7 separate regions of the Mus musculus genome follow, and all the other regions are linked to region 1. The links are chromatin loops, found by intact Hi-C in ENCODE. Cell type or tissue: heart. All regions are shown on one strand.

The links. Peaks named below come from ENCODE experiments on the same cell type or tissue, not always from the same donor. Only the 100,000 strongest peaks of a DNase experiment are listed, where the experiment ranks them.
Region 2: it touches region 1 in a loop (2.2-fold over the local background); 17 of 42 quality-filtered maps call a loop at or near these places.
Region 3: a loop joins it to region 1, with 2.2 times the contacts of the local background. A loop is called at or near these places in 5 of 42 quality-filtered maps.
Region 4: it touches region 1 in a loop (5-fold over the local background); 6 of 42 quality-filtered maps call a loop at or near these places.
Region 5: it touches region 1 in a loop (2.1-fold over the local background); 2 of 42 quality-filtered maps call a loop at or near these places.
Region 6: a loop joins it to region 1, with 7 times the contacts of the local background. A loop is called at or near these places in 17 of 42 quality-filtered maps.
Region 7: a loop joins it to region 1, with 1.9 times the contacts of the local background. A loop is called at or near these places in 4 of 42 quality-filtered maps.

What each region holds. Positions count from the first base shown.
Region 1 is chr3:52,100,245-52,104,244 of GRCm38, forward strand. Maml3 (mastermind like transcriptional coactivator 3) reads right to left here. Exons shown (of 5, transcript NM_001004176.2): 1 at 3,435-4,000. The coding sequence starts at 3,899. Among named protein-coding and RNA genes, the nearest start is that of Maml3, 2.8 kb to the right of the region's middle. In heart, a CTCF peak has its summit at 1,824; DNase peaks (open chromatin) are centred at 1,807, 2,527, 3,577 and 3,637; H3K4me3 peaks cover 3,084 bases; H3K27ac peaks cover 2,952 bases.
Region 2 is chr3:52,028,737-52,032,736 of GRCm38, forward strand. The region is part of intron 1 of Maml3 (mastermind like transcriptional coactivator 3); the gene reads right to left. Among named protein-coding and RNA genes, the nearest start is that of Maml3, 74 kb to the right of the region's middle. In heart, a CTCF peak has its summit at 1,553; a DNase peak (open chromatin) is centred at 1,065; H3K4me3 peaks cover 1,439 bases; H3K27ac peaks cover 1,594 bases.
Region 3 is chr3:51,892,996-51,896,995 of GRCm38, forward strand. The region is part of intron 1 of Maml3 (mastermind like transcriptional coactivator 3); the gene reads right to left. Among named protein-coding and RNA genes, the nearest start is that of Gm46803, 190 kb to the left of the region's middle. In heart, a CTCF peak has its summit at 1,749 (motif pointing left); no DNase peak of the experiment used is centred here.
Region 4 is chr3:51,913,291-51,917,290 of GRCm38, forward strand. All of the region lies in intron 1 of Maml3 (mastermind like transcriptional coactivator 3), which reads right to left. Among named protein-coding and RNA genes, the nearest start is that of Maml3, 190 kb to the right of the region's middle. In heart, a CTCF peak has its summit at 1,680 (motif pointing right); a DNase peak (open chromatin) is centred at 2,981; H3K4me3 peaks cover 837 bases; H3K27ac peaks cover 1,921 bases.
Region 5 is chr3:51,479,123-51,483,122 of GRCm38, forward strand. No RefSeq gene overlaps it. Among named protein-coding and RNA genes, the nearest start is that of Rab33b, 2.8 kb to the right of the region's middle. In heart, a CTCF peak has its summit at 2,137 (motif pointing right); no DNase peak of the experiment used is centred here; H3K4me3 peaks cover 161 bases; H3K27ac peaks cover 116 bases.
Region 6 is chr3:52,044,606-52,048,605 of GRCm38, forward strand. The region is part of intron 1 of Maml3 (mastermind like transcriptional coactivator 3); the gene reads right to left. Among named protein-coding and RNA genes, the nearest start is that of Maml3, 58 kb to the right of the region's middle. In heart, no CTCF peak of the experiment used is centred here; DNase peaks (open chromatin) are centred at 1,656, 2,466, 3,166, 3,736 and 1 weaker place; H3K4me3 peaks cover 2,986 bases; H3K27ac peaks cover 3,474 bases.
Region 7 is chr3:51,786,599-51,790,598 of GRCm38, forward strand. The region is part of intron 2 of Maml3 (mastermind like transcriptional coactivator 3); the gene reads right to left. Among named protein-coding and RNA genes, the nearest start is that of Gm46803, 81 kb to the left of the region's middle. RefSeq lists an enhancer at 1,254-4,000. In heart, a CTCF peak has its summit at 1,559 (motif pointing left); a DNase peak (open chromatin) is centred at 2,393; H3K4me3 peaks cover 1,970 bases; H3K27ac peaks cover 2,245 bases.

The sequences.
Region 1 (4,000 bases):
TCTTTGGAAAGACAACTTCTCCACTGAGATTCTTAAATTTGTGAAGTCAACAGTTCTCACCAAGGGATCTTTAGGGGCCAGGGTGGGGGGCCTTCTGTAAATATAAAATGGTGATGACCAATGTTGGATTTCTACCTGTGTAGAAAGGACCTGTCACTTGAATATACACTCAAATCTGGGAGTGTGGCCTGCTCTATGTATGCAGCAGCCTACAGAGAACCCACGATGACCTAAAACAGGGACTGGGCAAGACTACTTGCTCCCCACCTCCCGTTGCTTTTGGCTTGCTAGTTTGTGTTGTCTGTCTTTCATGCCTATGCTTGTAAATGTGTAAGACAGAAAAGCAAAGCCAAAGAAGCAACGCCCTCATTAGATTGTCCTCTTAACCCAAGCCAGGCAGAAGGAGCCAATCGATATTTAGTACTTTGGACATATTGGTCCTAAGAAGGTGAACAATAGCAATAAAACAGAAAAGAATCCTTTTCGATTTTATTTTTATCATCACTGTTGTTTGGCTGTGGCTGATCACCGTTTTTCTTTAGGGCTTTCCAAATAGTGAGTCCAATCTGAGAACTAAATTTAATTGCTTTGTGCCCCAACAGAGTACCACTATAATCCAGCAGTCAATTCAAGAAAATGAAGAGGAACATTTTCTTAGTAACCCATCTTGAAGTTTTTTTTTTTTAATCTCATACATAGGATAAGCTTAAAGTAGTCTTCCATCCCAGAGGCGGATGTGAATTCTGAAACTAATTATTTTCCAGGAAAATGTAACCCATAAAGGATGGCTATGTTAATTTCTGTCTCTGTACACAGACTCTACACACACGTCTTTGCTTAGGATTGAAACGGTTTATTTTCATCCCACGCGTCACACATTCTTCACACTGGCATCTGTGAGGTGCCTGTGATTCGGCAGAAGCTAGAATATACTGTTTTGCACACGGGTTTGGTATTTCTATAAGTCAATAAGCTAAATTATTGAAAACTGGTAGAAAAAAATTGATTTTCAGGCAATCGTTTTTCAAGTTTGTTATTAACTTGCCGAAGTAGAATTCATTGAGAAATTTATAGCTGTTGTCTTCATCTATTCAAATAAGCATTATATTTTCATTTTGAAGTTAACCACTGTCTTGGGCGAGCTCCCTCCTAGGAATTCTCAGAATACAGGCTGGCTGTACCTGCGGGTGTCTTAGCACAGAGGCGCCCCCCACCCCTGTCTTCCTTCCACAACCTAAAGGTGGTTAAGGGAGTACAGAGCCCAGAGAAAAAACTTTTTGGCTCCTGACTCTACTCCTTTTGCCTTCGAACCAGGTCTCTAAAAAAAGATAGTGGCTTTTGTTCCACAGTCGTTCAGTACCCCGCCCCCAGCATCCATCCCCAAAGGTCGTAAACTGTATCAGAAGACGGGAATTTTGGATCTCACGCAAAAAGTCCATTTTGATGCAATTGGGAACAGAAGGTGTGTGAACATTAAAGGGGGTTGAGGGGCGGGCAAGAATGGAATCCTTGATGCCTGGCTTATTCTACTACAGCCTCAGGTTCGCTATCTCCCATGACTGAGAGTGAGGGCAGGGAGGGGGACTAGGGGACTGCGAGAGACACAGATGACACCTAGGTCCCCCAGCTACAGTCAAGACCCCGATCTCGTCCCAGCTCAGGGTACAATCAGGAAAAAGCCAGTGTGTGCGTGGTTTAGAGCTTCCTGTTTTTTAAGACAGAAGCTCCCTAGAAGACTCTGGGACCCGGGTTCTTCCTCCCACCGCGCTGGTGGCCTGGGGCGGCGGAGGGGGCAGGGCCGGAGGCACTGGGCGGTCCCGGGGACTGCGCAGGGCCGCCAGGCGGACAAAGCGCCTCCCGCTCCCTCCCCCACGGCCGCGTTCCAAAAGGGAGGGGAAGGAGGGCCCGGGGGGGGGGGGTGGGGGGTGGAGAGGGAAGCACGCGAGGGAGAGAGGGGAGGAGGAGGGCGCTGCCGGCGGGACTGGGCGGGAGCGCACTGAAGAGGGAGGGCAGGGAGGAGGGGCCAAGGAGAGCAGAGAGGAGGGAAGGATTCTTGAAGCCCAAGATAAACAAATTGTTCCTCTTCACGTGCGGGGTGGGGGGCGGGAGCGAGCCAGCTCTGAGGCCTTCCCCTCCCCCACACCGGCTCTTTGTCACCGCCCGCCCTCCCGAGCGCCCGGCGACACTGGCACCACCCCTGGCGCTCCGAGATCCGGAACGTGCGCGTCGCAACAGAAAGCACTCGGGAGAGGGCGGCCGGCACCGGGTTCCGTGCAGCCGGTGAAGGCACGGTGGGGAGAGCGAGCGCGCTCCGTGGAGAAAGCTATTACCGGGGCCCCGAACCTAGCGACACGGTGGGGGAGGGAGTGCACACACCTTTCCCAAGCTTCCGGCCTCCCCCCTCCTCCTCTCCCAGAGAAGAAAGCTAGAGAACCCTAGAGAGGAGATAAGAGAAAGGATTCCACCCTCGGGGTTAGGGGTGGGATCGGCCCCTTCCTCCTCCTAGCACTTAAGCCATTGGCTGCGCATCCTCCCGCGAACCCACCCACCCGGCCATTTAAGCCTTTCTCCTCCCTGCTTTCCTCCACTCCTCCGGGCTCGTTACCCGTCGCCGGAAAGTTGGTGAAGTGCGAGGTGGGGGCAAGTTGGAGAAGAGGATAGGGAGCAAGCCTAAGCCTTAAGGCAGGGTCAGAGCACAGCTCTGGCTCCCCTGCGCCCCCGCCTCCTTCTCGACCCCCTCGCAGCTGCCCCACCTGCCCTGCCACAGCCGCGGGTCTAGAGCGACGAGCGCAGCGCTCGCGCGCCCGGCATCCGCGCGCGCCCCCACGAGTACGCGCGCGCAGCCACCCTCACTCGCTTCTCACCCACTTCAAAGTTCATTCACAAAACTCTCAGACTTTCCCAAGCCCAAAGGAGAGGAAGTCAGGGACTCTTCCTTCCCCTCCTAAGGGTTCAGGGCCTGGCGCCCACTCAGAATGTGCGACAGCATCAATTTCTCCCTGCACCCGGCGGATGTGATGAGAGGGGTGGGCGAAAGGGGACCTATCTGGGGAGGCGCGGTGGTACAGAGAAAGGTGAAGGCGGGGCGCGGAGAGGAGCAGCGTGGTTTCTACTCCTGGGTTCACTCTGGTTCGCATCGATTTCTAAGACAAGGAGGGGGAAACTTTTCCTGCACCTCACTCTGGCACTAAAGCTCCCTCCTCCCCTTGGAGTCGTGACTGGCTTCTCTCCCTCTCATCCCTTCCTCCCCAAATCTGACAACCCTGACAGATTAACAGGTAGCGGCGGCGGCGAAAGCGTTTACCCTGAGAAAAGTTGACGTTAACCCTTCGTCTCCATCCCACCTCATCCCTCGGTGCAAATCAGACCCTCACAGCCCCCAAGCCAGGAACTCCACGCCCCCGACCCCAACGCGCACCCCAGTGAGCCCTCACCATGATCAGCGTATGGTTCCTCTGCTCGGCTGAGGCAGCCTCCGCATCTTGCTGGGTTTTACTCGGGTGCTGCTGCTTGCCGCTGCCGGCGCCCGATTTCTTGGCTCTCTGCTCCAGGGTCCTCTGATAGAGGCTCACGGTGTCCCGGCGCTCCAGCTCCAGCTGCTCCACCTGAGCCTGCTGATACCTGTTCTCGCAGTTGACGTGGTGCCGCCGGCAGCCCTCGATGCGCTGGCGGAGCCGCTCGACTACCGTGCTGTGCTTGGGGACGGCCGCCGAGCTGCCGCCGGGGCCCCCGGAGCCGCCGCAGCCGCCGGCAGCGGGGTGATTGCCACTCGGAGCAACCGGAGTGCTATTGGGAGTATTCACGCCGATCCCGGCCCCGCCGAGGCTGCTGCTCAGGCTGCTGTTGATGCAGATACTACTACCATTCGCGGCGGCAGCGGGGGCTGCGAAATCCCCCATCCTGCTCCCGGGGCACACTATTTTGGAAGAACTTTTTTTTTTAATCCACCCCCTATCAGCCTTCTCCTTGGGTCCAAGGATTAAAATAGTTTAAGTGGAAC
Region 2 (4,000 bases), 72 kb before region 1:
TTTGTATGGTGTGTATGTGTGTGTGTATGTGTGTGTGCACAGGTACATGCATGCATGTACATGCATGTTTGCAGAATGTGTTTCTCATGCTGTTTTGTTTTATTTTGCTTTTTAATTTGCCCATTTGTTTGTTTGGTTGTTTTTTTTAAAGATTTATTTTTTTATGTATATGAGTACACTGTAGCTGTACAGATGGTTGTGAGCCATTATGTGGTTACTAGGAATTGAACTCAGGACCTCTGCTCGCTCCTGCCCCGCTCACTCCGGCCCAAAGATTTATTTATTATTATATGTAAGTACACTGTAGCTGACTTCAGACACACCAGAAGAGGGCGTCAGATCTCATTACGGGTGGTTCTGAGCCACCATGTGGTTGCTGGGATTTGAACTCAGGACCTTTGGAAGAGCAGTCAGTGTGCTCTTACCCACTGAGCCATCTCACCAGCCGGCCAGTTTGTTTTCTAAAGAGAGAGAGAAAGAAGGTGTGGAACTGGAAGGGTGGGGAGGTGGGGAGAATCTAGGAGAAGAAGTGAGACGGGAAACAGAACTGTGAACGGAATATATTACATGAAGAAATATTTATTTTCAATTAATATTTAAAAAAGCAGAAGACCAAGACATCTACTTCCTTCTAATGTCAAGAGATCCAAAGTGGCATGCGAGAACAAACACAGGCTTACACGTTAACCTAGGACAAAACAAACAGACAGACAGACATTCATCTCTCGAGATCCAAAGCCTCACAGGACTCATGCTTTCAAAAGCAACAGCAACTTAATCTAAATCTCTCACGAAATGCATCGAGAGAGACTTTCTCTTCCCAGATCCAGGAAAGAGATAATCTTTCCATTTCTAATTTTATGGGACCACGATGAAGAAGAAGCAACGCGTGCGTGCATCTGCTTTCTGTTCTCAGTGACCAGCTGGACAGATGGTCCAGAATATCATTAGTTAAGAAAGCTCCCATTCATTACCACAGAGTCCTCGGGCAGGCTGGGGTGGGGTGCAAGAATGTCCCAGAAGGTGTTATTTGAAGAATGTGTTCGTGTCGAAGACATGAGTCCATGTGGTGGATGTGGGGGAGGAAGAACAGACAGCCTGTTGTGATCAAACAGCAGCCGCGAGTTCCTCAACACTGGCACGTCCACCAGACACTTCCGGCTCCTGTTCTACCCACTCGGTCGACAAAAAACCAGGGGGAGGTCCCAGTAGCTGTCATGATCCCTCCATTCGAGACACAATTCCTCCCAAACAGAACTCTCTCCCAGGACACGATTCCTCCCAAACAGAACTCTCTCCCAGGAGGTCGACCAAAGAGAAACTGCCATTTTGTTGGCTTCTTAGCTCATACAGAATATGAAAAAGGAAACAGAGGGTCTGGTGTATCTGTCTCAAAAGCTATGATTCCAGGCTGAGCTTCCCTTAAGTATAACTCACCACCCCATTTGGCCAGGAGACAGTATATGAAGGGGTGGCCAGTACTAAAGAAGTCCACGAGAGGAGCCAAATCTGTCCAACTGTCCTGCTTTCTGTATCAGATCATACCCCCGTTCCCAGCTCAACTCCTCGTTCATAGCCACCAGAGGGACTCTGATGGATGGATGACTTCTGCGGTCCTATTCATCTTTCTTCCCCCTCGCCTCCCCACACCCTGCACTGAGCACCGACTGGGTACGAGATGTTCTGTCAGACACCCACAGGGTTACAGGGAAGTGAGGACGTGCAGATGCTCGGCTCATGGGTTTACAGAGCGAAGTTTGTGAGTGACAATCAATCAACGCTCACAGCTTCTACACAAATCAGTCTTCAAAACGGCTCCTGCACTGACTTCTTCGCTGTAGCCCTCGGACCTGGAGAGTTGTGCAGAAGAGATCAGGGATGCCTTAAGAATGAATGAGGAGGCAGAATCAATCAAGAGGCAGATAGGGAGCATGGAGCAGGAAATCAGAGAAAGGATGGGCCCAGACCGTGAAGGATGTGGGAAGCACATCCCTGCTCATCCACCCCCCGGCGGTCCCCACCGCTGTCTTCCATCTCTCTGTCAGCAGCTGCTGGGGCTTGGAAGAAATCAAAGGCAGGGTCTCCAACTGCTGCTACAATGGGCCCTGAACAAGTCCCAACTTCACAAGAACTTACAGCAGCCTGCGTGCTGGGCTACCTGCTCTAGACTTCACACCTAGGCTTACACATCTTCCTGAGGCAGGCTTTGCTTTCTGCCATCTGCAGCTTGGCAAGGTGAAGAAGCCACTGGCCCAAGGTCACATTGCTGACTAGTGACAGGACAGGAACATGATCTAGACCACGTCCCTTTCAGGATCAGGTTCTTGGGTATTTTACGGGAAGGGCTCCTTTCTATACCCTGACCAAGCCACACTTGAGACTGTCCTAAATTAACTGTCCCCGGTTATCCGGATATGGGAACCAATCCCAGGTCACTGGGAAAGTAGACATGCCAGCAATGGTAAGTTCAGTGCTCTTGTGGCTCCTGGTAAAGACTCCCTTGCCTCAGTCTCCAGTATGGAGGGCAACCTCAACTATGATGCTGCTTTAGAGAGCAGACTGTGAGAGATTCGATCATGGATGAATGTCCTTCAGGAAGGAGGGCACATAGGATAGAAGCAATTGCTATGTGCATTCATGGTTGTCTCTTTTTTCTTGAGAATTTGGACAGCTAACAATCTTTCTCCTCAACTAAATTTCCCCTGACTCCTGAAAATGAGTCATTTCAACCATAAATGAGGAAGCAGCTGATGTTTCCCAATGACTCCATACTGGAAAAAATTCTGTATTAGTTCCCATGGCCTGCATCCAGGTACTCAAGGCCATAGACAGGTGAAGCAATATATTGATTTTCTTAATTGTTAGAAAAATGTCTTAGGCCAACCTAGAAAACATTCAGAATCACAAAGGTATAAATCACTCCAAAATAAGTTTTTACAAAATGCAAGACAGATGTTTGGACTTGCTTGCAATGCATTAAAGAAAATAGCACAATACTCCCTTGAACAAAGACTACCACAGTGTAAGTGGTAGCTAATTGTGAAGGGAGAAAAGAGTGTTTAGTCACTTACATTTTTGAAGTAAAGGTTAATTTGCTGGAAAATGAGAAGTTAAGACGTGTGTAATGAACCCAACCATCCACAGCATAAGGAAGGGAGGCAGGCAACTCAAGGAGTTAGAGCAGGAGGCTGAGGCATGACAGGAGAGGTTGAATCTCACTCAGGCTCTTCCCACCATTCAGCCATGATGGGCAGACAGGCCTGCCATGGTCAGGATGTGCATCCACAGAACGCTACTCCAACTATGGTCACTGGACTCATGTCCCTAAAACACTGACAGCGTTTCACAGAAGCTTCGGGGCCCAGCCTCGAACATTATAGACATATATATGTGTATACTTATATGCATACACATACATACATATCCATTAGGTTAGTGACTACCCACTGTGGAGTTACACAAGAAAATCTTCCAGTTTCTGGTTCTTTGTTTGTATATTATCTTTTTGGCTTAGGTTCGCCCAACATAGAAGTCTATTTGGTTAGCAGAGGCTACCCGCGATAGCTATTTTAACACAAAACACCAATTTTACTCAAACCAATACATATCTTTATTTCTTTTTAGCACTCCCATATGAGGCAAACCCCCATGTGATCTTTTTATTTATAAAAACAAATTATGCACTGAGCACTATCCTATTGGGAAAGGGGAATTAATCATTTTAATTATTAAGCAGAGCCAAATATTTGTATATCCTTGAACCCCACATATATGAGCAGTTAGGTGAATACATTCTCCCTTGTGCCTTACTATAAAGGGCTGTGTTTCAATACATGGATACAATATGATTATATAATAGATTCCTCTCACTTGTATACTAAAACATAATCCTTTATAGTAATATATTGCAACACTTTCATTTGAATGCCTGTGACTGTATCAACGTCACTTTGTATCTTCTAAACATATTTTAGACTTCATTTGCCTAGATCCTCCCCTC
Region 3 (4,000 bases), 210 kb before region 1:
GGTGAACATCTAATCCTAGGTTCTTGTAGTGGCTACTCCGGGTTGTCAGCTTGACTATATCTGGAATAAAGGACAATCCAGAATTGGAGGGCTCACCTGTGATCCAGAGCTTGAGGCTGGAAGGCACAGGTTTCTGACCTGGATCTTGGCATGGAGATCTTGAGGCACAGTGGCCATGAAAAGCTTAGGCCCAGGCAAGGTAGTACACACCTTTAATCCCAGGAGACTGAGGCAAGGAGAGCTCTGAGTTCAGGGTCAGCCTGAGATAAAGCAAGTCCCAGATTCAGGCATGGTGGTACACACCTGGATCTGGGCCACACCTTCTGCTGGAGGCCTACATAAAGACATTGAAACAATGAAGAATTGCTTTTCTTCGACTGCTTGCACTTACTGGCCAGCACATCTTTTGGAACCCACTTCTACAGAAGACCAAGTGAAACAACTAGCCTCATGGGACTGAGCAACTACTAGATTCTTGGACGTCCCATCCACAGCTGCCCATTGTTGGGTTAGTTGGAACTACAGACTGTAAGTCATCACAACAAATGCCCTCAGTATAGAGAGACAGTCCGTAAGTTCTGTGACTCTAGAGAACCTGACTAATACAGTACTCATCTGGTTCAGATCGACGCCAGAGCAGCTTTGCTACATTCTACTTTTCTGTATACTTAAACATATTCAAAGTGAAAAAAAGAGTTTTCAAAAGTATGATAAGTATGGGGAAGAAAACACCTAAGGGTGGAGGAAGCAATGCATCATGGTCCAGTCATGGACCACAGTCCAGAAATGGAGAACCTGGAGCATCCTCATTGGATGTTCCGATGTGAGGAGAAGAGGTTGGGGGAGAACAAGAGCATCAATTATGATCCAACGCAGAGGACATCACAGGATGCCAGGGAGGCCTACAGTGACAACACTCAGCTGGATACATCCTCATGTCAGGAGAGGACCAGTGGAGCCAGATCCACTGGCAGTGTAAGGTATAAGCTTCTGCTGACCCCATAGAAAGGACTTCTTGCATCTAGAAGCAAGTGGGAACACAGGATAGAAGACACAGCAAAGAATATTGGGTAGAAGGGATAATGATGAAATTGAGTGCTTGGCTTTTTTTTTTTTTTTAAACCAGGTAGTTTGCTCTTCTTTGGTTAAAGAAATAACTACATGACTAATTCCCATAGCCCTCCTTCAGAACAATTTTGTAAATGCTGTTCATTTTTTAACTTACAAAAAAGTTGCAAAACAGCTCAAAAGCTCTTTTTTTTTTTTTTTTGGTCCCTCCTGCAAGTTTCTCTAATGGTGTCTTACATAACCGTGGTTCAATTTTCAAGAACAGGAGATTAACTTTCACACATATTATTAATTAATCTATAGACCATAATAGAATTCGACTCTATTCTCCATCATTTTCTGTCTTGGGACCCTACTCAGGATTCTCCCACAGTGCCTGTGGTGGTTTTATTCTTCCCAGTCTCTTCCTATCTGCAAAAGCTGCTCAGTCCCTCTGGGTTGGCGTAGTGTCTTCACACAAGGGGAGTGAGGTTCTGCGTTGTCAGAAAAGCTCAGTGATGTTGTGTCCCTCTCAGTGTACTGCATCAAGGGACGTGTGATGTCAATGTGCCTTTCGCTGGGATGCTTCCCTCAAGCACACTTGGTTAAGTGGCTATGTGCCGGTGGCCCTACTATACAAAGTCACCGCCCTTCCCTCTGAGGATGAGCCCATGTCTCTTTCCACTGCTGCCCCCTGTTGGAGCTTCTGTGCGTGCATCCTGTTCCTTATGATGGTGCCTGCCTCACGGAGACCCTGATTCTCATGCTGCTTCCATAGTTACCATTTGGAGTTCTACTTAAGAAAGAGTTGCTTGTTTCTCCTCGGCAAAATTATTTATACCAAGACAGACTGTGAGTATTTATTTGCTCTTATGGTTTACCACTCAATGCTGCCATATTTTCTTTAGGTGGGGCAAGCAGTGCTGAGAGAAAACCCAAGGTCTCATATAAACAAGGACACGAAGCTGTGTCTCCAGACTTTGGGCTGTGCAACAGGGCCTTCTAGACCACACAGGCTTCATAGTCAATAAGCTCCTGCCTCCGCCTCTTAATGCTAGGATTATAGGTGTGTGGAACCACAGTCATACAGCAATACTAAATTTCCATTAGGGTAGAAAACTACTCAAAAGCAAACCTTTCTAAGTGGTTATGAAATTGAATTTACCCATGATTGTGATTAGCCATCACGACTGACAGTCACCTCTCAGTGGTCTCTTCTTGGATAGTTGATAGATAGCACTGTTGAAATTAGGAATTGTCCACATTTTGTCCATTATCACTCAACAGTTATTAAAACGTCCACAAAACTTAAGCCACCATAGAGTTTCTAGATCACTGTGTTAGCACAAAGCCATTGCAACAACTTTATTCATGTAGATTCGATTGTTTATCTTAAGAACAGCTTAAACTCAAAGAAACTTAGCGTTCACGCAACCATTGACAACACTTACTGCTTAGTGCTTTGTTTATAGGCAATGGCTAGGCTGCCTGTAGAATAATCACCTTTCAGATTCAAGAAGCAACCAAGAACTGATTGCTATGCCTCCGGCTGTGTTTGTGATATTCTTATTGGGTATAAAAGTGAAAGGTGGACTGGGGACATAGCTCAGGTCGAAGGGTGCTTGTCTAACATGCAGTAAGACCTAGGCTTAATCCCCACCATTGTATAAACTGAGCATGTTGTTATACACCTGCAGTCCTAGTACTCAGGAGGTGGAGTCAGAAGGATCATCCTCTATCCACTACATAGTGAATTAGAGACCAGTCTGGGATACATGAGATTCTTCCACAAAACAAACAAACATACAAACAAACAACAACAAATGGAAGAGAGAAAGAAATAAAGAAAGAACAAGCAAGCAAAGAGCTATGATTTTCTTTGCACTCAGCCATGCTGGTAGACAATAGGAAAGGCGTGTGTGTGTGGGTAAGGAAAAAGTAGCACTCTCTACATTAGGATGGATGACTTTGGAGATGACTCAGGGGCTGCTGGGAATCCAGCATGGATGGACAGCTTTCCCAGTCAAGGAACCCAGGCAGAAGCAGGCAGGGTCCACAAAATCACGTCTCTGTCCTTCAGACAGGTGAGTGAGCATCAAGCATCATTTCAGACAAAGTGTCCCTTGCTACCCAGGGGCTCTCTCTGAATGAAGCTGCTGAAATGGTTCCTACAACAGACATTCTTCCAGCAAAATCAGATCATTGCAATCGTAAGCAAAGCAAAAAAAACGCAATTGAATTATGCTCTTCAGGATATGAAAGTACCGCATGGAAGATGGCGACTGGCTACTCTTTTTCTTCAGGGAAGTCAAAAGGGTCACACTGGAGAACAGGTTTCAGTCCTCACAAAGAAAATCCTGGTGATCGCTGAAGTTGTTCACTGTCAGAATCACTTCCAGGCAGTTAGAGGGGGTTGAACTGTGGTGAGCACACAGATATTCTGAGGAAGGCTGCCCCCACCTCACTAAGTATCAAGACAAGGAGAGGCTGGAAAATAACTATTCCCTGCCTCTAGGGACAGCAGAGCAGCAGTTACTTCTGGGAAGCAAGCTCCTTCCTTGGAAAGTTGCCCTAAAAAGAAGCATCCTTGAAACATAGGGGAGCTGGTCAGCAGGATTGAGGGCAAATTACAAGTGAAGCACAGAGGGACAGTTAGGAGCAAAGCTACCGATGGCTGAAGATTGTCTTCTCTGCAGTGCCTCCACCCCTGTCGCCAGACACTCATCCACTCCCTTAGTGGCCACTGGTCCTCTGTGCTTACAGGGCCTCTTACTCTCTAGTCTCTTGCTTTCCCCTCCATCCATCCTTTCTTCCCTCCTCCCTCTCTCTGTTCTTTGTTTGTTGTTGAGACAGGGTTTCTCTGTGTAGCCCTAGCTATCCTGGAACTTGCTCTGTAGACCAGGCTGGCCTTGAAACTCAGGGATCCACCTGCTTATGCCTCTGCCACCCCCCC
Region 4 (4,000 bases), 190 kb before region 1:
TATGAATGGAATTTCCCCAAAGACAACGTTATAAAGTGATCTTAAACATGTAAGGAATTATAGCAAAGCTCTGAGGCATAAAAGTTTTTCTAGAAACTTCTTTTCCGCCATCTCAACCCTCTAACTCGGACTTTTATCTCATTATCCTAGTAAATGCTCACACAGTGCCGCGTGGACATGCAGATGCTCTGAATCATCCCAATCTTACCAGGGAGACAGCATGCATGCCGTCCTCATTGTATGTGTGAGGAAACAGAGGCGCTGGGCAGATAAACATGGGATCGCAGAGTCAGAGCTGGGACGTGAACTCAGGCAGTGGCACTTTGGGGCTAAGCTTTTACATGGTGCTCCCTCCTTTCCTATCTGATGCCATTCTGCAAGTCCCCAAGTAGGGACCGAAACCAATTCCTCCGAGCCCTTATCAGACGATGTTTTATCAGAACTGGGCTCCTGCTGTTTTAGGGCTGGGTATTGGCCCATGCACTTGTCTGCTGAGAGCAATGTTAAAAAACAAAAGAGACCATTTTCAGTGACTATCGATTATTTCAGAGATTATGTCACAGACAATGTGTCACAAGAAAACCAGCCAGCCTGCCACATAGGCAGATAACACAACTTTTATACCTAAGACACTTTCAACATTTGACTTTATGGAACTATGACCAAAATGTTCTACTTTCAATTTACAAGTATAATTACTCAACTACAGAGTCCATAATTACAAGTTCACAACATCTCTGAGTGTTGCTTGGGGAGAGGGAATACTCCTTCCTCTATTTTCCAGGAAGTGCTCATGATACATAGCAACCTAGCTTGTCTATAGTGCTCAGAAATTGGGTCAAATGCTAGTTGAAGCTGGGCATGACACATGTGTCCATAATCTTGGCAGCTGGGAGGCTAACACGGGAGTATAGCAAGTTAGAGGCTAACCTGTGCTAAGTCTGAGAGCCGATTCCCAAAAATAAAAATCAAAGGAAGAGAAAGCAACATCCAAAAATTAAAATCTTACACACACACACCCCAAAAAGTAAAAAAAAACTCTTCTAGTTCAGTTCAGGTGTTGTGAAAGTAATCTTTTTTAGACACGAATAATATTTATATTAGCATCTAGTATACACTGCAACACAACCATTTCATCTGTAAAGTTTAGACTTGCAAACTTTGATTTTTAGTAAGTCTACAACTTTGCGCTGGGCCACATTTGTAACCATCCTTGGCCCCGTGCAGCCTCGGGTTAGTGTTAGATCAGAAAGGCAAATGATTTTCCGTAATGTGAGTGGGTCTCATTCAATGAATTGAAGGCCTTTGGAGCCAGGATTGATATTTGTAAAAGAAGCAATATTCTGCTTTAAACCTGGATCACAGAAAACCCGAAGACTTCCAAGTCAAGACTATAACAGCCATGCTTATCAGGACAGCCCACCGGCTTGCTCTCTAGGCTTTGAACTTAGTACATCCCACACTCCCATTAATGAGCCAATTCTGTTTAAAAATATCTCTCAGCCAGTCCTGTCCTCCCTCTTTCCCCAGCACATGCTAAGTAGCTACACTCTAAAAAGCAGAAATAGAGCTACCTTCTAATGGTTTTTTTTGACAACCCTACTTTAAAAAAATTACTTATTTTTATTTCCTATGTATGGGTATTTTGCTTGTATGTATGTATATCACCTGGGTGTAGTACCACGGAGGCCAGAAGAGGGGGTCAGACTCCTTGGAGTGGGGATTACAGAAGCTGGGAGCTGCCCCGTAGGTGCTGGGAATTGAAGCTGGGTCCTCTGTAGGAGCATCCAGTGCCCTTAATTGCTGAGTCAAGTCTCCAGCACCCAGCTTTGTTCTGTTAGGGGTTTACAGGTGTTTGGCAAGATGTGAACGGAGCTGCTGTGGGGGAGACTGTCATCTGTTATCAGTACTGTGACAAATCAACTTCCTTCTCTCTAGAGTGAAAGAGCTATTGGTTCTGTGTCTCCGGGGCACTATAAAGGCCCCAGCATCTTTCTCCCTTTGCCTCTCATGCTGGTGGTTGAAGCACAGGGGTGCAGAGATCCCACCTCCATCCTGATTTCCCAGTGGTTCCTATGGAGAAAGATGGAGTGGCCACCTCCTGAAATAGTACATCTCTATGTGATAGTCTCTCCCCACTCCCCTGGCTTCACGATGAGATATTTGAATCCACATGCCCTCTGGGAATGACTGTGGTTTGAAGGCTACAAAGACACACATGCTGGTCAGTTGCTATACCCAAACAGTGCCCCAGAGACTCATAGCTGCCCTGCTCAGCAGTGGTTAGCCCAGTCCTGTTGTGCTTACACCAAGGACTTCTGTGTTTTCTGGGCCAGCCAGAAGGACATTGAAGGGGTAGTTCCTCTAACAGATGGCATTTTGATAACCTTCTCCTTCCACTATGGTGGAGACTGACCTCACTTCTTTGATTGATCCTGTCTTCTAGCCACACACAGGTTTGGTTTTACAGGTCTCATTCCACTTGTTGGAGACCCTTCCTACTAGGGCTTCCAGTTTCTCTTGGTCACAGTTCCCAGAGCTAAGCCCCAGTGGGGAAGCACTTGTTTCCTTAAGAAGAGATCTGGACCAAGCCTCAGATCCTTTCTCTCCATCCTATGCTAACCTTAAACCACTATGCTTTGTAAAAGGCTGGAGACCAGGGGGTGGGGATGGGGGAGTCAGAGTAGGGAAATCACCTTGGCCCAGAGCTCTCTTGCTTTGGCTTCCTCCATAGCAGGCTGGCTGCCTAAGTGTTTATACCATCCGCTGATATGAATGCACTAACACGAAGAACAGCAGCTACTGCAAGCATGGAAGCAGCAAGGACCAGAAAACAGATGCAGAAATGCCAGGGCGAGCGAGGCTCCATCCTTTTCTCTGCCCCATGTCTCCAGGGAGGCAGCAGTTGGCCAGTTTAGGCCACATGACACTGCTTTCTCTCTAGATTCTTCCTTGCTATCAAACCACTCCATCCCCACGTTTCTATTTCAGGGGCTGACGTAGGCAGAGTTGTGGAGGAGGGAGCCATCCCCTCCTAGACTTTAGGCTTCCCTTCCAGCTGCTTCTGCGTTTGTGGGGGAGGAACAGGACGGCTGCCACGACTCTAGCAGCTTGATGAATGCTGCCCTGGTCAATGTTTAACTTAACAAGAGCTTTTATTGCTGACTTGTGTTTGTTCTTTTCCTCCCCCAACCCCCAGGTCTAATAGCAAGGAAAGTTTTGTAAGCAAAAAAAACAAAGAAGGTTACCAGGAAAATTCTTGGTAGCAAAGTCTTGCGTTGAAAGGAGGCAGAAGGGGGCTTTAAGCTCCAGCTTGGGAAGGTTGATTGTCACAGGACTATAGAGATCCACAGGCAGCCTGCCATGTGTGGGTGTCAGAGGCCCTCTGTTCTGGGTACCTCCTGGCTTAAGTGTAGAGAGGTCATCTAGAGGCAGCTCAGGAAATGATCAGGTTGCGGACAGAGATCAGTAAGTAACTGGGTTTTTAGAACCCTTATTTATTTATTTATTTATTTATTTATTTATTTATTTTAAATCAGTCATGGTTGTGTGCATTATAACTCAGAGAGAGGGGGGGATTGAGAGAGATTGAGATAGATAGATAGATAGATAGATAGAGTAAGTAAGTAACTTGGGCTAGGACTATGAGCCAGCCTAGAGTATCAGCAGGTCCATTCCCCATCCTGTCAAAAAGAAGGCTGGCAGCAGCTGGTAAATGACAGCCAATGCTGTCCTCTGACTTCCACATGCATAGTGTGTACCCTACCACCACAGGAACACACATGCATACAGTGTGCACCCCACCATAGGAACACATGAATGCATGGGCCCCTCCTCCCAGAGAAAGGGGCCGGACAGGCAGCCAGTGTCCTTCCCACAGACAGGAGCGGAACTCAGGGAGCACACTGACCTCCCACTGTCCTCTCAGGTGACGGGAAGACATAAAGAGGAAGCAGGTGCACTTCAGAATGGTAACCAGCAGAGGTGACCACCTTCCTCA
Region 5 (4,000 bases), 620 kb before region 1:
ACCTGGAGGTCTCCATTTTCGATCTGCCTTCACAGAAGGTCCAGAATTAGTAAGATTATTTTCTTTGATCCTGTGACTCAATTGCCAAGTAACAGCACAAACTCTAAAGGTTTCATACCACAGCAGTATAATGGAGTTGTTGCAGCAGCCTGCAGGTAAGTTAGAATCAGGTTACAGACTGACTCATGTCTCAGACACTGTACTAAAAATTTCTAGGTCAAACATTTAGATATAACTTTTAACTTTTTTTTCCCACTGTAGCCCAATGTAGAGTAAACAAGGTTATTCTTGTCAGTATTGCTATTTTCATTATTCCTCGTCATTATCGCCTGCTATGGCTCACTAGGCCAATATTTAAGGAAGCAGTTTATAATTCTTTCCTTGATACCCTACAAATTTTAACTTTTACAAATTATATTTGTATAAAATACAAGAGTGTTGCTGGGCGGTTATATTGAATGCTTTTAATTCCAACAATCTTTGAGTTCAAGGCCAGCCTGATCTACAGAATGAACAACCAGGGCTACACAAACAAAACAAAACCAAATCCCACCCCCACCCCCAATCCAGTAACACAAGAATGTCTAAATAGGAATGGATAAATTGAACTATGTAAAGTTCTGTAGCTAAAATGAGTAAATTAGCAAAACTTAATTAAGAATTGCCTTCCATGGAGCTGGGGAAATTGGCTATCTTGGTAAAGTCTTGCCAAGCAAGCCTGAGCACCTGAGTTCATGCCCCTGCACCTACATAGAACTCAGGCTCACTTAGAATTTCAGCCTTTGGGAGTTAGAGATTAGAGGATCCCTGGGATGCTGGCCATAGAGGTGAGAGGATTCCTGGGGTGCTGGCCATAGAGGTGAGAGGATTCCTGGGGTGCTGGCCGGATGGCCTGATACAGAGACCTTGTCTTCAGCACTCAGGCTGGTGAAGTAGCTCCAGGTGAGGGCCTCAGACATCGAGTGCTGACCTGGGACTCATATGGTGGAACTCCACTGATATCCATGTGTATGTTGTGATGTGGCTCCTCACACACATGCACACAGATATGTAATTCAAAAAATAAGATAGGGGCTGGAGAGATGGCTCAGTGGTTAAGAACACTGACTGTTCTTCTAGAGGACCTGGGTTTAGTTCCAGCACTTGGGAGACAGAAGCAGGCCTGCTCTACATAGCAAGTTCCAGAACAGACAAGGATCTCTGAGAAACGTTCTCTCCACACCCCAAAGGATTGAGATTGATAGAGGATACCTGACATTGATCTCTGTCATCAATCTGGGTGCACACACGGTACACACTCATCAGCACGTATATACGTACTGTAATTGTACATAGATTTAAACCAAAAGGAAAAGTGGAATGTAACTGATACATAATAGCCCAGAAGGAATGATTTGTACCCAGTTGAAGAAATACATGAAGAAGGGGGGTTGTAAAGAGGAAAGATAGTTGCAGCAGGAAAGAAGTATGAAGAGAGGTTTGCTGGAGAAATGGTGTAGAATTCAGAGAGGATGCTCCTGAAAGTCTGGTGTCCCAACTCCATCTCCCAAGGGTTGGGATTAGAGTGCACCACCACACCCAGTTTTATGAAGCTCTACAAGTTGAACCCAGAGCTTTGCGTATGCTAAGTAGGCACTCTCCCAACTGAGCTATGTCCCAGTTGAAGCAGAAAAAGTGTCTTAAGATTTTTGAGATATATATATATATATATATATATATATATATATATATATATGTGTGTGTGTACACATATGTATGTATATGTGTAGTGTGTGTGTGTGTGTGTGTGTGTGTGTGTGTATGGTTTTTCGAGACAGGGTTTCTCTGTGTAGCCCTGGCTGTCCTGGAACTCACTTTGTAGACCAGGCTGGCCTCAAACTCAGAAATCCGCCTGCCTCTACCTCCCTAGTGCTCGGTTTAAAGGCGTGTGCCACCATGCCCAGCTCTGACTTTTATATTTATCAACTATAAAATGATAGTTGTAATTAAGTGACTTTTCAAAATAACTACTTCTGGTGCTAGAGATCAAATGTGCCTCACAGATGCTAAGATGTACTCTACCATCAGCTCCAGTATTACTCTTTATGTTACTAAAAATGGCTCATGGAAAAGAGTGCATTCTCCCTGTGTAGCCACCAGAGGGCACCAGTGAACAGTTTAACAGCCATACCCAGCATCCTATTTTGGAGAAATCACTTTTTCACTATATATATCTACTGTAGAAAAAAAAAAAACCAAAAACAAGTTTAGTCATTCATAAATGTTATCCTAAGAGAATTGTTGAGATTTTAAGGGTACTGGGGATCAATGCAGGGCCTTGTTAGGTAAATGGCTTACCACTGAGTTTTCTTTTTTTTTTTTAACATATACATATTTATTTTTTATTTGGCATTATAAGGACATAATAGGTATACTGCTTGTTTGAGAGAGAATCTTTATGTAGTCCTGGCTGTCCTGGACCTCAGTATATAAACCAGGCTGGCCTTGAACTCACAGCAGTCACCCTGCCTCTGCTCCTGCTACATTCAGCAGGTTGACTTTGAACTTGAGATCCTCCTGCCTTATCCTTCTGCGGACCCGGGATCATGGCTATGTGCCACCTTTCCTGGCTGACAAACTATCAGCTTAGGCAGGAACTAAGAGTTGGGAGAAAGAATTCTGGGAGAGAAGGAGGTGGGAAGATTTGCCAGAAAGATACGACGGGATGAACTCATGGTACCTGAGCACAGGTAACCAGCCACATGGCAGAATGTAGGCTAGAATAAACGGGATATTTTAATTTATATCTAATCAGAGAAGAACCTAGCTATATGGCCAAGATATTTGCAGATATATTTTGAGTCTGAGTCTTATTTCTGGAAGGAGTAACCAGGGCCCAACCACAATGTCCCACAGTGCAACACCAAAATGTTTATAAACAGTACAGTTCCTTGTATCACTTCTTCATGCCTCGGGTCTCCCATGGAGGCAGAAAAAGCCCAAGGGCCAGGTGTTTCCTGAGAGCACACAGAGTTGCTTTACAGAAGTGCTATGCACTGACGAGATTTAGAGAGTCTATTCAAGCATCCATGTCCACTCATTTCCACTCAAGTGAAAGAATGTTCATTGTGTTAAATATAAGCATTTTTCCTTAGTGGGAGAGAAAGAAGGCCTCTGTCTTAGTTATTCTTCTATTGCTATAGCGAAACACCATGACCAAGACAACTTAGAAAATAAAGCATTTAATTGGGGGCTTGCTTACATTTTCAGAGGGTTAGTCCATGATCATCATGGCAGCAGCCAGGCTGAACTTGAATCATGATTATCCTCCTGCCTCAGCATGTACTATTATATCATGCAGTTCTACATTTTCAATGGAACTTCAATAGGACCCAAGTCTCAAAATGAAATGTTTAAAATGCCCAGGATGTAAGCCCAATTACTAAGCATTCAAAGAATGCGGGAAATCTCAGTCCTCCTAGGAAAAATGCTGCCAACACTGCACACAGATGGTGAAATTATCTCATGAACTATTAACCATTTAATGGAGGTTAATTCTCATTTGTCTCATGTCTGTAAATTCAGGCAAAGTGATCAACAGCTTTCTTCCTGGGCTCTTTTCTAGGGATATTTGTATAGCAATCGTTTTTTGCGTGATAAAAAATATTTTTTTCTTCTTGTTCTAGGGGGAGTCTTGTTTGGTCTCCAGGATGAGAAAAGGCACCATCACTCTTCTGGATGAAGCTGGACAGATTCAGAGACCATTTATGAAATACCCGTTTCCTGCAGAGCATTTCCTGTAATGCTACCACTTACATCGGACAGACATCACCTTGGCCTCATGGCATCACTTGGGGAATGGGGTATACTCTGCCTCTCTGAGAAGGTGCCTTTTCTTTCTCACCTAGGAGTTTCATTGACAGTTCATCAACTGGCACTGGAACTTGTTGACTTACAAAGTTAACATGTCAGATCCTTCAGAGTTGACTCCAAAACGTCTCCATGTAACCACTAACATACT
Region 6 (4,000 bases), 56 kb before region 1:
ACCCACTCACTCTCATCCCTAAAGTAGAATAAAATAAGCTGGGAGGCCGGGTAAGGCCTGTTAACCCAGAAGCCTGCCTCCAATTAATGTGATATTGCTCCTTTAAAACCCTGTACGAGAACGGCCCGGCTGCTGCTGATCCCAAGGCTGCGGCACGGTAATTGTCACTTAGCCACTTAACTCCCCGCAGCCCGGCTCACACGCTCCTTGAGGTTTATCTCTCAGCCAATTACTGCTGTCATTTGCGTTTCAATGTGTGGAATCAGAGGCCAGGCCCAGGAATACAGCACAAGAGAAACCCCCTTGGGGGACAGGAGCCTACTAAGACCTAGTGGCTGATGGGGTGAGACACAAACAACCCACCAGGGTGGGAGTGGCCGAGGGGCTTCCTCGAAGGGGAGGCCCACTCCGGCTGGGCTGTGGTCCTTTTCGGGCCTCTTCACTGGGGCAACCGAGAAGACGAAACATCTCGCTTAAAACATCGCGTCGGTTCCAAATAATGATGGCGATAATTAAAAAGCAACAGAAATTTAGCTGTGGAGCGATTGTGGACAGGAGGCAAGGTAATGTACAGAAGCCGGTCACAATGAACGATTACTAAGTCAGGACAAGCAAGAGAGACAGAAGCCAAAGCAGAGAACCCTCATTTTAGGCCACACTGCTCTTTCAAGCAACGAGGGGGGGGGGGTGGAGTCAGGTAGTGGCGGGATGGGGGTTGGGGGAGGGGCACTTAACCCTTTGCTAGTTCCGCCCTAAAATCCCTGGGAACTTGGGAGCCTCCTCAGCTAGCCCTGAGTGGGCACACCAGAGCTTGCTTTTGTGGTCTCTTGGATTTTAGGTCGGTAGCAAGTCTCTGCCTTTTAAAAGAAGACATGTAGGCTTGGCACAGTGCCACCTCGATCCCCTCACTAGGCTGACTGAGGCTGGAGGATCCTGAGTTACAGGCCAGTCTGGGATACATAAGAAGGAGGTCTCAAAGCGTGCCCTGTCCTCCCCCCAAAACATTCCTTAAAGGCACAGCCAGGTATGAGATGAACCAGAAAAGAAAACAACAACAACAACCACCATTTATGAATCCTCCTGTGGAGAGTCAGGTTTGGCAAAGATGCCCTCCCTTGAAGGGTGAATGGAAGTGGATCTCAGCCTCTTAGGGTTTGGTTTTCTCTGCCTCCCACACAAAGGCAACATTTCCTGCACTGTATTATAGTTTTTATTCCTAAAGTTTTAAGCCATTCCTGTCTACCCAGGCAACTTTATAGCTGAAGTGAATTAACTTAGCTGGGGGTGGGGGGGGGGTCTTCATTTGGAAGTGGATCTACCTGAGGAATACACACATACACACACACACACACACACACACACACCCTGACCACACAAGGTAGAGAAAGAAAAGAAGCAGAGAAGAAAGCTGTGGGAAGGCAGCTCCCGCAGGACACCGTAGGACTACTGTGACGACGGACCAGCCGGAGGGGTAGGGAGCCAACTTCAGTCTGTGAGCCAGGAGGCTATAAGAAGCACGCTCCCTCTGACATTCCATCCTCCACAACTCCAGCAACCACAGGAGGAGGGCCTAAGCCGGAAGAGACCTGTTCTAGCTGGATCTATCTCCGCCTGTCTCTAGGTTGAAAATAAAACTCTGAACTTCTCTGCCAATGAGCTCTGCCAGGCCCGATGACGTCCCGGCACGTCAGTTCTATTTGCAGGCAAGGTCCCTGTGCACCAGGTGAGGAGGAGTCTGGGCAGAGGACTCTGGGATGGTGGGCCTGACTTCCCACTGTGCACAGCCGAGATCTGAAAAGAGCTGCCGGGGTGCTAGTAATTGCACACGTCAGCGAGAGCTGTGCAAAGGAGAGTGGGCTCAGAGAGAGCTAATTGCTATCCTCGGGCTATGTGCTCCTTGTTGAATACCAGAGCGGGAAATCTGATCTGTGCAAAGCAAAGGAAAATCACCAGTAAAATAAAACAAGGAGGCAGCCTGCCCACGCTGGCCACAGACTCCCATTTGTCCTTCCCTCATCTACCGTCATCCTTATTATTAAGAAAATCTATAAATCTGGAACTCTTAGATTTCTTTCTCTTTTCTGTCACTGGGGACAACTGAGCACAGAGACTGGCTCCTCAGATAATGGTGGCCCCAAATGAAGCTCCTAAGGATCCCGAGAGTCTAACTTTCTCCTCCTTTTCATGTCTGTTTGCAAGGATTTATAATCATCGTCATCACCATCATTATCGTCTAAGCAGAACCACCATTTGAACCTCTCCTTCCTTGCTTTCTCCCACTTCCTCGGTCAGTGTCTTAGCTCATTAATTCCTGGCTCTCTGGATCCTGAAGTGTGCGATAAGCTGCTCTTTTTCTTTTGTCTCAAGGCCAAAAAGACTTTCTGGAGAGGCAAGCTCCACAAGTCCGGCCCTCCCGGCCGTGAGTGACAGCTTAGAGGAGCTTTGGCAGCCTGCCACCGATAGCCAAGAACACAGAGCCGTCCAATCAGCAGCATGAATCCCTTCCTACTGCGACACGGGGGCAGCCTTTCTTCAGCTTGGCTGCTGACACCCAAGGATCTCAGAGTTGCCTCCGCCTGTGATCCTGCCTCTTCCTCAAAGGACCTCACAGTGTACGGACCTTGGGTTCATCCTTCTGCGGTGGTTCCGTCAGATTCAGTTTAATCATGGGAAGAGCTTTAGCTCCTCCCACTTCACACTCCACGCATTTCCTGCTCCCCCTGTCTTGACAGAGCAAAAATCAATGACTCTGCCACTGTGGGTTATCCAGGGTGATAGCAAGAGCCTGTCTTGGATCTCAGTGCCTCCCCACAGACCTGCACACCCCAAACTGGAAACCATGAGTTCTTTCTAAAGAGACCTTTCTAAAGAGACTGATGGTCCACCAATCCTTCAGGCTGGGCTCCTATTCCCTCCTCATCTCCCATCTCTAAAAGCAAAAGCTTTTTGCATTTTATTTCACTCACATTTCTCAAATCCAGCTCCCAGCACCCTGAGATGAGGGCACAGCCCCTTAGCTCAGCCCCGAGCCCTCCTCTGTGTCTCTTGCCCAACACCAGGAGAGAGCTAACACTAATGCCCCACTTGTTCCAAGGCCTTCCGCGTGGCATCTGAAAGCTGTTCCCTTCCAGTATCGCCAAGCTTAGTCCTGCCTGCATCAATCTCCTGCTGCACTAGGGATCTCCCATGCCCTGCTCAGTCTCCGTTATTCCTCGTACCACTTCACCCAGCTAAACCCACGGCTTTGCTCAAGAGCTCCCCAACTGCATGCTGGGCTCGGTGATGCTCTTCCTGGCTCCTGGAACTCTAAGACACATCTCTGTCATTGCACGGAGCTCCTCCGGATTGTGTCCACTCTCACAGTCTAGCCTCAGAACCTAGTGACACACCGTGGACACCTGTTACACACAGGAGACTCTCAGCATTTGGGATATTGGATTTGGACTTTCAGATTACTGGGTAATGCCATCTGTTTCTTACCACGGGGCAATCAGTCAATATCTGAGTCTCAATTAGACCCATTTGGGAGTTATCTATTTAAAGAGAGCAGACGTCCAGACACCAAAGACGATACCTATGTAACATATTTTGTCTGGCAACTTCTGTGCTTTGGGGTACTTAACATGATGAAGACAATGACGGTGACAATGACGTCAACCATGACAGGAAGCAGGAGATGATTAGGCATCCGTTTATTCTCTGAGGCTGTGGAACTGCTTAAAACAGCACCGAATGAGTCACACAGCAAGACAGCTCACTTATCTTAAAATCTGAACTAACCAGAATCCAGCTTGGATCCTCCTCAATCAGCCATGCTTCTGAGAAGACAATGTACGTTCCAGAAAGTGTGTATGCGTGCACGCGCGCGCATGCGCACGCCACACAGGAGCTTCTTCAATTGAGACTTCGTGGAGTTGTATAGTCAGTCTGCCTTCAGAATACTTTTTCTTGTTTTACGTTTTGAAGGAGAGAGGAATTGGTTCAGTGGATAAAGAACTTG
Region 7 (4,000 bases), 310 kb before region 1:
CACTTAGTAACCTCTCATATAAACGTGGTGCCTGGATAATGATACAGGCTGAATACCAAAAGACCCAAGTAGTTAGTTAGCCTTGAACCCCTACATGGGATGACGGTGACAGGATGCATCTCATTGCCTCAAGCTTCCGCTGCCCTCCTGTGAGCTTTTCCCACACGGGAGATCGGGTACCTTGATCTCTCTGAATCTGTGCCCAAGAGTCCCAGAGTGTTGGTTTGTGGCGGTGGTGCAGGTATGGCACATTGCATGAAGCTCTGTGGTTCAGGCAGTTTTGGAACAGCGGGGATAGCTGCAAAGAGGGTGTGACTCCTAAGATGTGTTAACCTACTAGGTTACTGCAGTTTCTGGGACGCACAGGGCGGCTGGGAGCTTTCCAGAGACTGCCTGACTTTTATTTGCATTGGGGTTCTGTGAACCTCCCTCCTTGGATTCTAACCCTTCAGTTAGTAAAGTGTGCAGGGCTCAAGGTGATGGGGAGACCCAGGTGAAGAGAAAGGATAACTTCTGCAGAGAGTTTCCCAGGCTACTGTCATGGCTGCACTGTAGAAAAGAAAGAGCATCATTAGAGTCTAGTCTAATGAGGTGACATTAGCTAAGCCAAGAAAAAGTCACTGCATGTAAAATACAATTATCTGGAGAAGAACGTGTAAGTACCCTTGGATACAGAACACAAAAACCAATTTTGATGAAATGAGAATAAAATTCTAGGAAAGGCAGACTGGGGAGTTAGAGGCTGCGCTTATGCTAGAAAGAAAAATAGGTCCGTTCTGTAACACAGGGTTCCCTTAGTTTCTGTAGAAGGATGGCTCATAAATTCTGGAATAGATAAGGCAACATCCCGAGGTGTTCTGTGCTTGTTAAAGGAGAGTGTGTGTGTGTGTGTGTGTGTGTGTGTGTGTGTGTGTGTGTGTGTAGGCCAGAAAGCAACCTTGGATGTTCTTCACACACTGCCTACCTGATTTCTTGAGACTGGGTCTCTCACTGGCCTGGAGCTCATAAAGTAGGCTAGGCTGGCTCATCATTGAGTCCCAGGATAGCTCCTCTTTCCCAGCACAGGTCACCCCGGCTGGCTTTTTATGTGAATAGTGAGGACCAAATAGGTCACCATGCCTGAGCACCTTACTGACTGAACTACCACCCTGGCCCATGAAAATTCTTTTAAAGATGAATTACTTTTCTTAAGTCGGGTAGATATGGCCTGAGGCACGAAAATAGCCAACTTTTTAATTTGTTTTTGGACAGATTGTTATGTGCTGGCCCTTGTTTTAAAGTCCTCACGAAATCTAGATTTTTAAAGCTTTTTCGTTAGATTTTTTTTTAATCCTCAGAACAATTCTATAAGATATATAACGTATGTTTGAGAGGTCAAACTCCATTTCACAAAACAGAAAAGTAAGACATGGAGAAATGACATGTTTGGACTGTAGAGATGGCTCAGCAGTTAGGAGTGTTTCTTTTGGAGAATTCCCAGTTTGGGTTCCCAGCACCCACACTGGGCGGCTCACAATCATTGTATATCTACTTCCAGGGGAATCTAGTGCCCTCTTCTGGTTTCTGTGGGCACCTGCACATATGTGATGCATATAAATACATTCAGGCAGACATAATCATAAAACCAAAAAAAATCTTAAAAATAGGAATTAAGTTGTCAGCTGAAGATTATAAATAGCAAGCAATATCAGGTTGGGACTCAAATCTAAGGCTTCAGAATTCCAAGCACTTAGCATATCTATGTCTATAGAATTAAAAATTTAAAAATACACATCAACATGCAGAAGTCTAGGCAGGAAAAAAAGATCCTTCATCGTTGGGGTGGTTTTTTTTTGGGGGGGGGGACCTACTACTATATTGTATTTAGTTTTTGCTTTCTGTAGATTCCAGGTCAGGCTTCCCGAATTAACTGGGAAAAGTTAAAAGTTTTAGTTCAGTGCTGAAGTTTTCTCTGAAGATTCATTTCAGAAATCAGACCCGGGTTCCTCCCTTGTCTGCAAAATTTATCTTAGACCTCAGGAGGGAAAGGCAGCTTGAGCTGTAACACAGCCACAAAGAAGATGGCAGTGAACGGCAATAAATAACACTACTGACGTGTGGGCCCAGTGCATCAGGAAAAAAAAAAAAAGAAAAAGAAAAACCACTCCTGGCTTTGAATGGCAGAAACACCACATCTGTGCGTATTCACCCTGGATCTAATGCAAGTCTTTTAAGATCCCGGGCTCTGAGACAGAGAACCGTGAGTCAGTGGGGAGGGGAGAGAGCAGAGATAAAAATAGAGATGTTGATTACATTGTTTCTAATTCAGCCCAGCCCAACCGCTCCAGCCTGTGAGTCAACAGCAGCGGTTCAAAGACACAAAAAGGAGCGGGATGCTCTGTGCCACTGAGCAGAAGGGACGCGGTCACATCAGCACCTCTCCGACTAAACAGACCCATGACACTCAGGCTGTGTGGTGTGAGTTCAAAAATGAACAAGTCGGAAGTAGCGAGGGACAAAGTGGACGCAGATCGATGGACAGCAGAGCTCTGACCCTCTAGCGGAAAAAGCTGCCTTTTGTAAGAATCCTGGGCTGTGGGGGATGGGCGACAGAGCTTGTGCTTAGAGGCCAACTTCCACTCTTCAAACACTGTATTGTTTTCTCTGGGGCATAAGGCTTACTGCCATTCCAGACTGGTCTCCATGGCAGCAGGAGAGGAGGGAGAGGAGAGGAGGAACAGATGGGGGTCACAGAGGTCTTAATTCTCATGCAGGGGTCCTCCCTGCCAGCCCCTTTCTCCTTGAGGACCTGTGACATGTTGCACCTTCTCGGGGCCCAGGAAGCGGATGGTTTTGGTTCAGTTCAACTGGCTAGATCTTGGGAGCCTACTTTGTGCTGGTCTTTTGCCTCTTCTAATTGGCAGTAGTGTCTGTTGAAAATGGCCCGCCTCTGCTTGGTTTGGAAAGCTGAAAATGAGGAAAAGGCCAAGTTTCTGTTCCCCTAAGCTTTACCTTTTCCCAGACCGGGGCTATAAGCAGCCACAATGACAGGGGGACGCTCAACTGCTTTGTCGCCCCAGACGCTAACGCTCTACCCTTGGAAGGGCTGAGGTGGTCCCTCTGTAGCCTTAGAGTTCCTGGGCGGGTCTCCCTCTTTCTAGTTCCTTGCAAGTGTATGATATTGCAGGATCCCTCTAGGGCAGACCCCAGCCATGACGTTCCTCTGACAGTCTATTCTCTCAGGGCCTATGGGCATCAATGTCACTCTGATTTTAAAAGTCAGGAACCTAGGCTCCAACCAATACATCCCTCTCCTTCAAGGTCCATTTTCCAATATCAGCAAGGCCCTTACTGTAGGCCTCCAGGGCGCGGTGTCTATTGTACTGAATTCCATTCACTTACTCCTGTCTTTCTTTCTTCTCACCCCGTTCTCTCAGCCTTCAAATTATAGGGCTAAAGTTCTTTCCAAATAATTCTCTCCGTGCCCACTCCCCTCCACCAGCTGTGTGGTCAGATGGAGGTTTCCAAAAATGCAACTACAACTGCACTAGAACAGCCTGCCTGTCAGTCTTCAGCGGCCTCTCTTCACTGTTAGCACAGCGGGTAGAATCCTGGAAATGACGTGACCCCAGACTATTTCCCAGCTTCACCCCACCTCACTTTTCCCTGCCCATGAGCTGTGTCCCTCTAAGCCCTAGGACGTCACGACACGCTTTTTCCTAGTCACCACGTTCTGTCTTAGCCCATCCCGACACCACTTTTGAGGCTTGAGTACTGGTCCCCAAACTTCAGAGTCCATCCCAATCTCCTAGCTGTCTCACTATCTTACTGCACAACATTGTGCAACACTATCTTATCGCATAATAGTGGAAGGTTGCTTTGTTGTATAATGTACACTTCTGCCACTCATGGCAACAAGGCTGGAATGGAGGAAATAAGTCCGGAATAGAACAGCATCGTGTTCACACATACCCGGAAGCTAAAGGGTTGCTCTCACAGAAACAGAGAGTAGGATAATGGT